Regions from separate parts of the Homo sapiens genome. Here region 1 is linked to region 2. The links are chromatin loops, found by intact Hi-C in ENCODE. Cell type or tissue: GM12878. All regions are shown on one strand. Links, peaks and the distances in the headings refer to the core of each region. The heading gives the core; the rest is flanking DNA. Region 1 overlaps JAKMIP1 (janus kinase and microtubule interacting protein 1). Region 2 overlaps JAKMIP1 (janus kinase and microtubule interacting protein 1).

Region 1 (5,372 bases), core at 298-5,297, 56 kb after region 2:
AGCCAGTGGGCACCTTGTCCTATCCCCACCTGGCTCTCACTTGTGTTCAGGTCAGGCCTGTGTGATTGAAGGACTGATGAATTGAATGAATGATGGAACCTAAGTGATGTGCAGAGCCCTAGCTCCAAGGGAGTCTCAGAGATATGGTTTGTGGCTCTTTAGCCTCCGCATTTCAGGATAGCTCATTTGGTCCCCTGTGGGGGTCATTGCCTCCAGGTGCGGAGAGAGTGTGGATTGGCTGAAAAAGAGCGTCTCTCGAGTGAGGCCATCTGGAACGTTCAACCAAATCACAGCTCCTGATTTCCCTGAGCAAAGGACTTGAAGGGGGTTCCTACTTAGCACGTCTGCTGTCACCCAGGGTGTGAGACGACTTTTCAGGAACTGTATCAGGTGTGACGTGATTAAGGTTCCATGGGCCAGAGCCGTGAATTTCCTGACTCCCAGCGAAGGTACGGGAACAGTGCCGTCTAAAGCTGATCCGTCTGTTAGGAAAATGCCAGCGCGTGCCGTCTTGCAGCCACTGTGGCTGCTGTGGCTCAGTGGGCCCTGGTGAGCCCGGCTGCTGGCACGGGGAAGCCAGGACCTGGCATAGCACATGTCCTGTCAGGTGGAGGAGGCAGAGCTGCATGTGGCTCGATTCCAAGCCCTATGGGGGAGGCTCTGCAAGGCAAGGGAGCATGCAGCACCTTACCATGAAAATAGGGAGGGGGTGTTGAGGAGGAAGAGTGATTATTCCCTCGGTGGGGGCACATCGGAGGGGACACCGTGTAGGAGTTTGATTACTGGTGCAGAGGAGGACTGGAGGGAATAGGCTGCAGAGTCCCAGGGGCCTGGTGGAATCCTGGCTCCCCATGCCACCTCCCTGAGCCTCAGTTTCCTCATCTGTACAATGGCATGGTCAGTGGAATCCCATGCGCTTGCCAAACTTCAACGCAACTGTGTCTAAATGCCTGTTATGTGATGGGTAGTGCCGCTGCTGGTAACTAGCTTTTTGCTTTCTGCCAGTGGTTCTCGAGGGCTTTCTGTGTAGTCAGGACCCCCACGATGTGGGTTGTGGTCAGCTGGCTGGACTGGACAGGGAGGAAGTTCTTGTTATTTATTTATTTTTCCTGGGCAGGCCATTTCTTGGAATTCCAGATTCTTTAGTGTGGCTCCTGACTGGGTGCTAATCACCATGAAAAATCAGAAAAGTAGGCAAGAAAAGGATAGTCGAGCAAGGTGCAGGTGACACGAGCCATCCTTGGTTGTGTGACCGTGGACAGGAACTTAGTCGCTCAGTGCCCAAATTGTCTCAGATACAAAATATGGGAAGCGAGGCCTCCCTCTTGGGACCTTGAGAGATTAAATAGATCACTCTGGACTGATACCGAGTTCCTTCCAGCAGGTCCCTCAACGTCGTGGCTTTGCTTCCTTCATTCCTGCTCCCAGTGGGAGATATTATCACTAGGGTACTGATTTGTCAGAAGTACTTAAATATTCCCATGGTCTTTTGGGTTCAAGCAGACTGAAATATGGATTCACAGATGCCTGCATTTAGACGTCAAGCACTTTGGTACATGTTATTTATGTATTTATTTATTTACTTTGAGTCTCACTCTGTTGGCCAGGCTGGAGTGCAGTGGTGTGATCTCGGCTCACTGCAACCTCCATTTCCTGGGTTCAAGTGATTCTCCTGCCTCAGCCTCCCCAGCAGCTGGGAATACAGGAACCCACCACCATGCCCGGCCAATTTTTGTATCTTTAGTAGAGATGGGGTTTCACCCTGTTCGCCAGGCTGATCTTGAACTCCTGACCTCAAGTGATCCACCCACCTTGGCCTCTCAAAGTGCTGGGATTACAGGTGTGAGCCACTGTGCCCAGCCTCGGTCCATGTTGAAGGGACACTTCATTCACTCCTTATTTTTGCTGTCCCCCCCCACCTCTCCCCCCACCATTTCTTAAGTCCTCTGACACCAGCCTCTGCCAAGGTGTTAGGTGGCTATCTGAAACTGTTAGTAAGAAGTTCTGTGTGAGCCAGCATTGTGCTGGGCAGTGTGGTTTAGGGGAAGAACCAGTGGGATGGGCCTTAGAAGGCTTGGGTTCAAGTCCAGGCTGGCTGTGGCTCTCAGAGCCTCTGGTTTGTCATAGGTAACATGGGGCAAGAAGCAACTTCTCAGCGGGGGTGGTATGGTTGATGCAGTGGTATGCAGGGAACTAGATTATTTTAATCTGCAAAATGCTGTGTATGCGATGGCTTTTTTATCAAGGCTAGGCCAGGCTGGACCTGGGAAATCCCCGTCCGTGGAGTGGGGTCGGGCAGCTCAAGGAGCATCTCTGTATCAGTCTTCAGGGGCTGCCATGATGGACTCCACAGACTGGGCGGCTCACACCACAGACATTTGCTCCCAATTCTGGAGACTGGAAGTCCGAGATCAAGCTGCCACCAGGGTTGGTTTCTTCCGAAGCCTCTCTCCTTGGCTTGTAGACGGCCGTCTTCTCCCCATGTCCTCACATGGTCTTCCTTCTATGTGTCTGTGTCCTATTTTCCTCGTATTGTTAGGACATCCGTCATCTTGGATTAGGTCCCACCCTAATCCACAGCCCCATTTTACCTAACTTACCTCCATAAAGACCTTGTCTCCAAACATGAAGTCCTGAGGTGCTGGGGGTTGGGGATTCAACATAAGAATTTTGGAGGGACACGAGTCAGCCCATATACCATGGCTTGAGAATGGGAGAGGATGGGGAGGAGTGGCCCCCATGGAGACTGAGCAGCTCTGCCCCAACGATACCAGACCAGAGATACACGAGCCCTACACCTGCCATCTCTACATGTCCAGGGCCTGCCAGGGAGCCCAGACGCTGTCTTGTGTGTGGAGTCCCCAGCTAGAAGACACTTCTCTTGCCTCTGGGCATCCACCGTGGTTTATCTGCATCTACACTGCGTGTTTTGGGCTGTCTTTATTTATGCATGCGCCACCCTCCCATGCTAGGCTTGAGGCTCTGGTGGGGGAGAGAGGATGTGGCTCATCTCTGCCTCCCCAGGCCTGGTGCAGTATTTGCATGTGTGAAAGAGGGCATTGTGGCACCATCGTGTGGACAGATTGAGTCCATTTCACAGGCACTCAAGAGCTGCTTTGATTCTGGCAGACACCGAGCCAGGCTCTTGGGAGGTTGAGGCAACAGGCCTGGCTGTCATGGGCACCGAGTCTGGTGGCGGGGATGGGCAACACCAGCACAGCGTGATCAGAGCTGTGAGACAGGGAAGCTTGAGGAACTATTGGTATGCAGAGGAAGCCCTTGACCCAGCCTAGGGGTGGGAAGTGGTGCCAGCTAAAGCATCCCAGAGGAGGTGATGCCCAAGCTGAATTTTAAAGAAGATGAACAGGTGGAAAAGACGGGGAGGGGCATTTCAAGAAGAGAGCATCAGTCAGGTTTGATGAGGCAAGGCTGCAGTAACAAAGAAACCCCAAAAGGTCTGTATATTAGTCTGTTCTCACATTGCTATAAAGATACTACCTGAGACTGGGTCATTTATAAAGAAAAGCGGTTTAATGACTCACAGTTCCACATGGCTGGGGAGGCCTCAGGAAACTTACAATCATGGTGGAAGGGGAAAGGGCATGTCTTACATGGCGGCAGGCGGGAGACAGCGAGTATGTGAAGGAGGAACTGTCAAACACTTATAAAACCATCAGATCTTGTGAGAACTCATTCACTATCATGAGAACAGCATGGGGGAACTGCCCCTGTGATCCAGTCACCTTCCTCCAGGCATCTCCCTCGACCTGGGGATCAGGGGGATTACAATTTAAGATGAGATTTGGGTGGGCACACAAAGCCTAACCATATCAGTCCATTCTAATTCACACATGCTCTAGTGCAGGCCCACTCCAGTGGGTGATTCAGGGATCCAGCCCCCTCCGTCTGGTCATCCAACCATCTCAATGCATGGCTTCAAAGGTCCCTGCAGCCAAGAAGAGAGAGAAGAGTGATGTGAGCTTTTAAGAGCTTTAGCCCAGAAGTGACACAGGTCAGGTCTAGTCATATGACCCCTACCTCCTGCAAGGGAATCTGGGAAATGTCAGGAACTGTGTGGCAGATTTGCCAAGGACACCGTGGGGAACACACTTGCTGGGGTGCCAAGGCCAGGAGGACACATTGTTGTTGGGAAGCATGGTCCCAGGGCAAAATTAGCTTTGCAAGAAACTTGGTAAAACAATGATTCTCCCTCCATGCGCCCCCTGCCCACCACCCACTATCAGGCATTAACATCATGGCTAGAAACTAGACCCACAGAAGGAACAGAGTTGCAGAGGGGAGATGAATGAATCTGCTTGCGTCAGGCTGGGAAGGATTAATTTCTTTGAGAACTCTTGTTCATTTGCTTTTTAAGGAATTGAGTTTAACATGGGCTCTGTCTCTCTATTGCTCTCCTTCCCTCCCTCTGAAAGTATAAATAATACGGAGTACTTGTTCTAACCTTTTTCATATGGAAACAAAATGTTTATGGTTGTACGTCTTCTAAGGCTTTCAAAGAGCTTGTGCTCGAAGTCACCATCCCCATTATCAATGGAGGTACCTTGGCACTGAGCAGGAGCGGAGGTCTGCCTATAGAATATTCAGGAGCTTAGCTAACTTTAAAATTCTGGCTGGCATGGGCATTGTCTTTGTGATTTTCATTCAGATTTGTCATTATGAGGTTTTTTTGGTGTTCTGTTGGGCCATATTATTTCATTATGAGCTCCTTGAGTATCATTTTTATAATGACATTTTTATCTGATTGAATTTATTACAAAGATCTTTTTTTAATTAAAAAAAATAAGGCTTGCTTTTTTGGTTGTAGTTTAGAGATTGTGTCAACACCAAGAGATGAACAGTGGCTGGGAATTAATTGCTGCTTGCATTTCCCTTAATTGACTATGAATGTGTAGAAGTTGGCTGGCTTTGTGCATGCGAGTCTTGAAATGCAGTGCTTTCTTGTAGCACAGAAACAAATAACACAAGTTGTGCCTTGTTTTTTGATCCACCCCAACAGTCTCTTTTATTGGTGTATTTAGACCGTTGACATTTAAAGTGATTATTGATAGAGGTGGATTAATATCTATAGTATTTGTTACTATTTTCTGTTTGTGACCCTTAATCTTTGTTTCTATTTTTGTCTTCTACTCCTTTTCTGCTTTCTTTTTTTTTTTTTTTATTTTTGAGGCAATGTCTGGCTCTGTCACACAGGCTGGAGTGCAGTGGTGAGATCTCAGCTCACTGCAACCTCCACATCCCAGATTCAAGCGATCCTCCTGCCTCAGCCTCCCAAGTAGCTGCGACTACCGGTGTGCACCACCACTCCTGGCTAATTTTTGTATTTTTAGTAGAGACGGGGTTTCACCATGTTG
Region 2 (5,372 bases), core at 123-5,122:
CTTGAAACCTGCAGAATGGTTGTCGGCTCCTCATTTTCCAAGCAAGAGCATGGGAGCACCCCGAGGCAGGAGGGACGATGCGGGAGCCAGCCGAGTGCCCCAGAGAGGCAGCTGGCACAGCGCAGGGAGCCCTGGCTGCCTTTCTTTCGGTTGCAGAAACATGCTGGATTCTTGCTGCTCAGAGCGCTTGTGTGAGCTGCTTGCTGCCTGGAATGTTCATCCCTACCCTGGCCCAGACTGGCTTCTTTTCATCCCTCACGTCTGTATTAGTCAGGGTTCTCTAGAGAGACAGAACTAATCGGATATATGTGTATATGAAAAGGAGTTTATTAAGGAGAATTGACTCACCGATCACAAGGTAAAGTCTCACGATGGGCTGTCTGCAAGTTGAGGAGCAAAGAAACCAGTGGCGGATCAGTCTGAATCCCAAAACCTCAAAAGTACAGAATCCAACAGCACAGCCTTCAGCCTGTGGCCAAAGGCCTTAGAGCCCCTGGCAAACCACTGGTGTAGGTCCAAGAGTCCAAAAGCTGAAGAACTTGCAGTCTGATGTCCGAGGGCAGGAAGCATCCAGCATGGGAGAAAGATGGGGCCAGAAGACTCAGCAAGTTTGCTCTTCCATCTTCTCCTGCCTGCTTTATTCTAGCCACGCTGGCAGCCGATTAGATGGTGCCCACCCACACTGAGGGTGGGTCTGCCTCTCCCAGTCCACTGACTCAATTGTTAATCTCTTTTGGGAACACCCTCACAGACACACCCAGGAACAATACTTTGCATCCTTCACCAATCAAGTTGACACTCAATATTAACCATCACAATGTCTCAGCCTAAATTTCTCCTCCTTGGGGAGGTCTTTGACTGTCCCAGATAGCGGCTGTGCCCCTGGTTCCCATCAGTACCCTGTTTGCTTTTGAGAATCATCATGATCTGAAATGATTTTATTCTCATTTCCCCTCCCCAGAAGCTAGAATCAAGCACTATGAGGGCAGGAACCCTGCCTGTGGGGTTTCTCCTCCTCTGTCAGCCTTGGGCATTGGCACAGAGCAGGTGTGCAATAAGTAATCACTGCTATTGACTTAATTTCCGAACTCCACCCTGCTAGCTCTGTGATCGAGTGCTCGTTCCTTCATCTTTCTGAGCTTCACTTCCTTCTTTTGTGAAATAAAGAGAATGTCCCTATCTCTTGGGGTTGGTTTTGGATGTAGACCAAAACCAAAACAGGCTCAGTGGCGTCTGCGTGCAGTGGGTGTTTGTCAGCCGGTGCTGCTGCTGGTGTTACTTGTGGAAGTCATGGTCATTGTGATTGTGAATGAGTTTCCTAATGCCAGGTGACTCATACACTTGTCCTGAGGCCACCAGGGGACCTCCTGGAGCTGAGCTGTCCCATTCCAGTAGCCACTCGCCGGTAGGGGCTATTGAGCACTGCAATGCGGCTCCTGTGGACTGAGATGGACTGTGAGTGAAAAATACACCCTGGCCAGGCGCGGTGGCTCACGCCTGTAATCCCAGCACTTTGGGAGGCTGAGGAGGGTGGATCACCTGAGGTCAGGAGTTCAAGACCAGCCTGGCCAACATGGTGAAACCCCATCTCTACTGAAAATACAAAAATTAGCTGGGCATGGTGGCACACGCCTGTAATCCCAACTACTCGGGAGGCTGAGGCAGGAGAATAGCTCAAACCCGGGAGGCGGAGGTTGTAATGAGCCAAGATTGGGCCATTGCACTCCAGCCTGGGTGACAAGAGCGAAACTCCATCTCAAAATAAATAAATAAATAAATAAATAAATAAATAAAATGCACTCCTGGGCTTGAAGACGTATGAAAAAAACGGAATGTAAAATATCTTAGTAATAATTTTCACATGAATTTTACTTCAAAATAATGCTATTTTGTATATATTGGGCTAAATGAAATGTATTATTAATTTCATCTTCTTTTTACCTTTTAAAATGTGGCTAGTGAAACTGTGAAATTACACGTGGCGTGCATGTTGTATTCCACTGGGCCTTGCTGCTGTAGCTGTAAGCTCCAGAGGGCAGCAGGGTCCAGGCTCAGGTCTATGGGGCTTACCCTCCAGCTCTGCCTTCTATGAGGTCTGTGACCTCAGGCAAGTTAATGAAATGGTTTTTGTGCTTCAGTTTCCTCCTCTGTAAACAAGAAGCTCAGCCTGATGACAAACAATGACAGTGCACCTTTGAGGGCCACCTTGTGCGCTGCGAGGATCTGGGTCCCCATGAGGACAAGGGGTGGCAAGGTCTTTGCCCACAGCAGCTTACGTTCTGGGGGAGGGGAGACCCATAGCCTCCACAGGTGAAATACAGAGGCTGACCCAGCCACTAAGGCCCGTGATGAGTTCTCTGAGGGCCTCAGGAGGGACATGCAGGGGACAGTCACACTGGCGGTGGGAGCTGTGTCTCTGGCTGTGAGCCCTCGGGAAGGCCTGGTGAGGAGCGCAGGGGTAGAGCTGTCTGGAGTCTGGAGCCTGACACACACTGGGGTCTCACTCACTGGCATCCACGCCCATGACTTTGGCGTGGCCCAAGAGTGTCGGGCCACTCTATTGCCTCTTGGCCACTCAGTGGCTCTAGCCTGTGTAAGTCTTTTGCAATATTAATTGCACCAGGATTGAAGAGTTTCCAACCTCACGTTCATTTTCTGCACTCCCTGCATCCCCCAGTATGGGCAAAGCTGCTGTTTGTCCCCATCCTGGAACTGCCCCACACCAGCTCTGATTGCCGAGGGCAGTTGACTCTCAGGATGTGGTGCAGGCCGCCTGTGCTCTTGTTTGATGCAACCTCTCTGCTCTGGACCCCATCTCCACTGCTTTCTGTCAGACCCAGGAGGGGACTATGGGCCGAGTTCCCAACCCAGCCAGGAGCCACAAGGGAGACATGTCACATCACCCTGGGAGCTCTGGCGTCCTGGGGTATCACCCCATCCCTGTCACTGGGTGTGTGTGCTTGTTCCACATGGAGAGATGCCGGGGGGCAACTTTGTCCTGAGATTTGCAGGCGTCAGCTAACACTGTCATCCTTATTTTCCTTGTGCACACCTGCCCTCAGGTGCCTGGCATCGTGCCGCCTGCTGGGGTTGGGGGTGGGAGGCGGGGTGTGCTCAGCAGACCTTCCTCCCCAGGCCTCTCCTTGGACCTCCACCACCTCATTGCTGGGGAGTGAGTGACTTATCTGAGCTTGCACAGGTGGAAATGGCAGTGGCGGGTTCAGCCTACCTCTGGCTGCTCCTAAGGGTGCTGTTCACTTATGGAAAGAGTGTAGGATGAGCAAGTCTAGAGAGGAAAAGTGCAATATGGGGACTTTGTTAATACAATTGCATTTATTGGGGGTTTTTGTTGAATAAGTAGATTTTAGCTGCTCTTGCAACAAAACATGTGTAACTATGTTAGATAGAGATATGTTAATCTGCTTCACTATAGTAACCATCTTATGATCTATATGCAGCCTGTAACGTCATGTTGTAAATTTAGCCTGGCATTGCAGCCCCCCCCATGGCCTGCTCCCAATTCAGCTCCCATCATTTCCCCCATGAACCATAGCCCTCTCCTGAGAACTGCTCCTCGGGTGCCACTTCTCCATCCTTCTTGGGCCCCAGGAGTGGGGAGACACCCGCTGACTTCCTCTACAAAGGAGGATTGAGTGAATGAAGTCATTGGGGCTAGATTCAGACAGGCCCAGGGGCAGGGGAATGGACTAATGGGGCTTTCTTCTCTCCTCTGATTTTGCCAGTGTGGCATGGCCCACGCTGCCTCCCTCTCCTGCCACGCCTGCAGCAGAGCCTGTGTCTAGCTACACAGTCCCCCGGCTGCTCTCGACTGAGCCAGGCCTTTGCACATGCTGTTCCCTTTGATAGATCTGCCTGTTCGCCTCCCCCACCCCATCCACTTGTGCTTAAGATCCATCATGCGCCTTCCTTCAGAAAACTCCATCCCCAGGCTGGGCCAGGTAGGGCCAGGCATAACCCCAGGGCCCTCACTGCCCTACGCCACCCTCTGCCCTAGCCACTGTGTATTGCAGCTGCCAGTGACTTGTCTGACTCCTCCATTAGACAGAGGGCTCTGTGAGGGTAGGAATGCTTTCTGATTCACACTGGGACTCCCACAGCCTGGCCAGGGCAATGTGCACAGTAGGTGGTTAATAGATTTTTGGCTTTTGGTCTCAGATTCCCATAATGTCAGTGTTGGGAGGGACCTTAGCAGGATCACAGTATGTTCTCGCCATTGCTTGCATCAGGTCCACTCTGCGCTGAAAAAAAATTCACTCTGTTCTCTGCAGAAGCCACCTCTAGTGACAGTCAATTGTCTGAGCCTCAGATACTATAATGCTTGGGGTGGGAATACCCCTGATTGTTGTATCAGTCCAGAGATGAGATTTGCGAAGGTTCTGTAAAACTCAAAGTTTCCCTTTCCCTCTTCAGACTGGCATTTCGCTACCTTACGGTGCAGCCTGCTTTTAGTTTAAGGCAGCAGAAAAATGTTAGAATGCTGTTCTTCAGAAACAAACTGCATTCCTGTGGTCCCGGAAGGTCACATTTCTTATTCCATTAGCCTGGTTTTTCTCTTTCTCCCAAGCCATACCCTCCGAATGCACTGTGGAAGACAAACCTTCTTTCTGGATGTTGGCAGGACTGCTTTGTTGGACCAGGGCGCTGGGTGAGTGAGCTCATTATGCCCGGCAGTAATTGGATTTCCTCAGCAAGTCTTGGAGCCTTCCAGGCTCAGGGCTTGACGAGGTTCTTTTTGCAAACCAGATATCTTATTTTGAAAAAGGGCCTGGATGCCCCCACATTGTGCCTAATCTATTTAAACCACTGGGCAGATGGGTGCTTTCCTGACATGATCTATCTCTCCCAGGAAGTACCATAGGCACCCAGGATGAACCAAGTCTGTGAGAGCCTGTGTATTGCAGAGCCCCGGATTTTTCTATAGGGACAAATGCAAGACACTTCAGACTGAAGACACAAACAAGTCTTATTGCTGGATAGGATATTAAAAATTGGGGTGCTCTAGCCAGAAGATGGGGGAGGGATGCAGGTGCCCCAAACCTCAGGTGCCCCAGATTAATAAGTTGCTAATTTGGAATTTCACGATTCATTTGCTCCTGGGTTGTAGCTTCCCTTCATCATTGTGAGTGAGCAGAGGGCTTTGGGGGTATGCTAAGAGGTCAAGTGGCAAGGAGGTTTGGGGTGTATTAAGTCACTCTTAGGTAGGGATGTGGGCTGAACATTTTGGGGTGGTGTCTTATCTGTTTATTGTTGGAAGTGGAGAAAGGACCTCTCCTTATCAGAACCTCCTGTGCAGGTGTCTGTGAGAACAGTGCCACAGCACTTGAAAACGCCATCATTGCGGATTCTGTTCT

What was found. A loop is a pair of places that touch in the nucleus more often than their neighbours do. Peaks named below come from ENCODE experiments on the same cell type or tissue, not always from the same donor. Only the 100,000 strongest peaks of a DNase experiment are listed, where the experiment ranks them.
Region 1: a loop joins it to region 2, with 7 times the contacts of the local background. A loop is called at or near these places in 3 of 110 quality-filtered maps.

What each region holds. Positions count from the first base shown.
Region 1 is chr4:6,132,454-6,137,825 of GRCh38, reverse strand. All of the region lies in intron 1 of JAKMIP1 (janus kinase and microtubule interacting protein 1), which reads left to right. Among named protein-coding and RNA genes, the nearest start is that of JAKMIP1, 65 kb to the left of the region's middle. RefSeq lists enhancers at 2,712-2,901, 3,182-3,231. In GM12878, for the core only: a CTCF peak has its summit at 3,064; a DNase peak (open chromatin) is centred at 3,035.
Region 2 is chr4:6,188,336-6,193,707 of GRCh38, reverse strand. The region is part of intron 1 of JAKMIP1 (janus kinase and microtubule interacting protein 1); the gene reads left to right. Among named protein-coding and RNA genes, the nearest start is that of JAKMIP1, 9.5 kb to the left of the region's middle. RefSeq lists an enhancer at 1,898-2,518. In GM12878, for the core only: CTCF peaks have their summits at 1,348 and 2,034 (motif pointing right); no DNase peak of the experiment used is centred there; H3K27ac peaks cover 900 bases.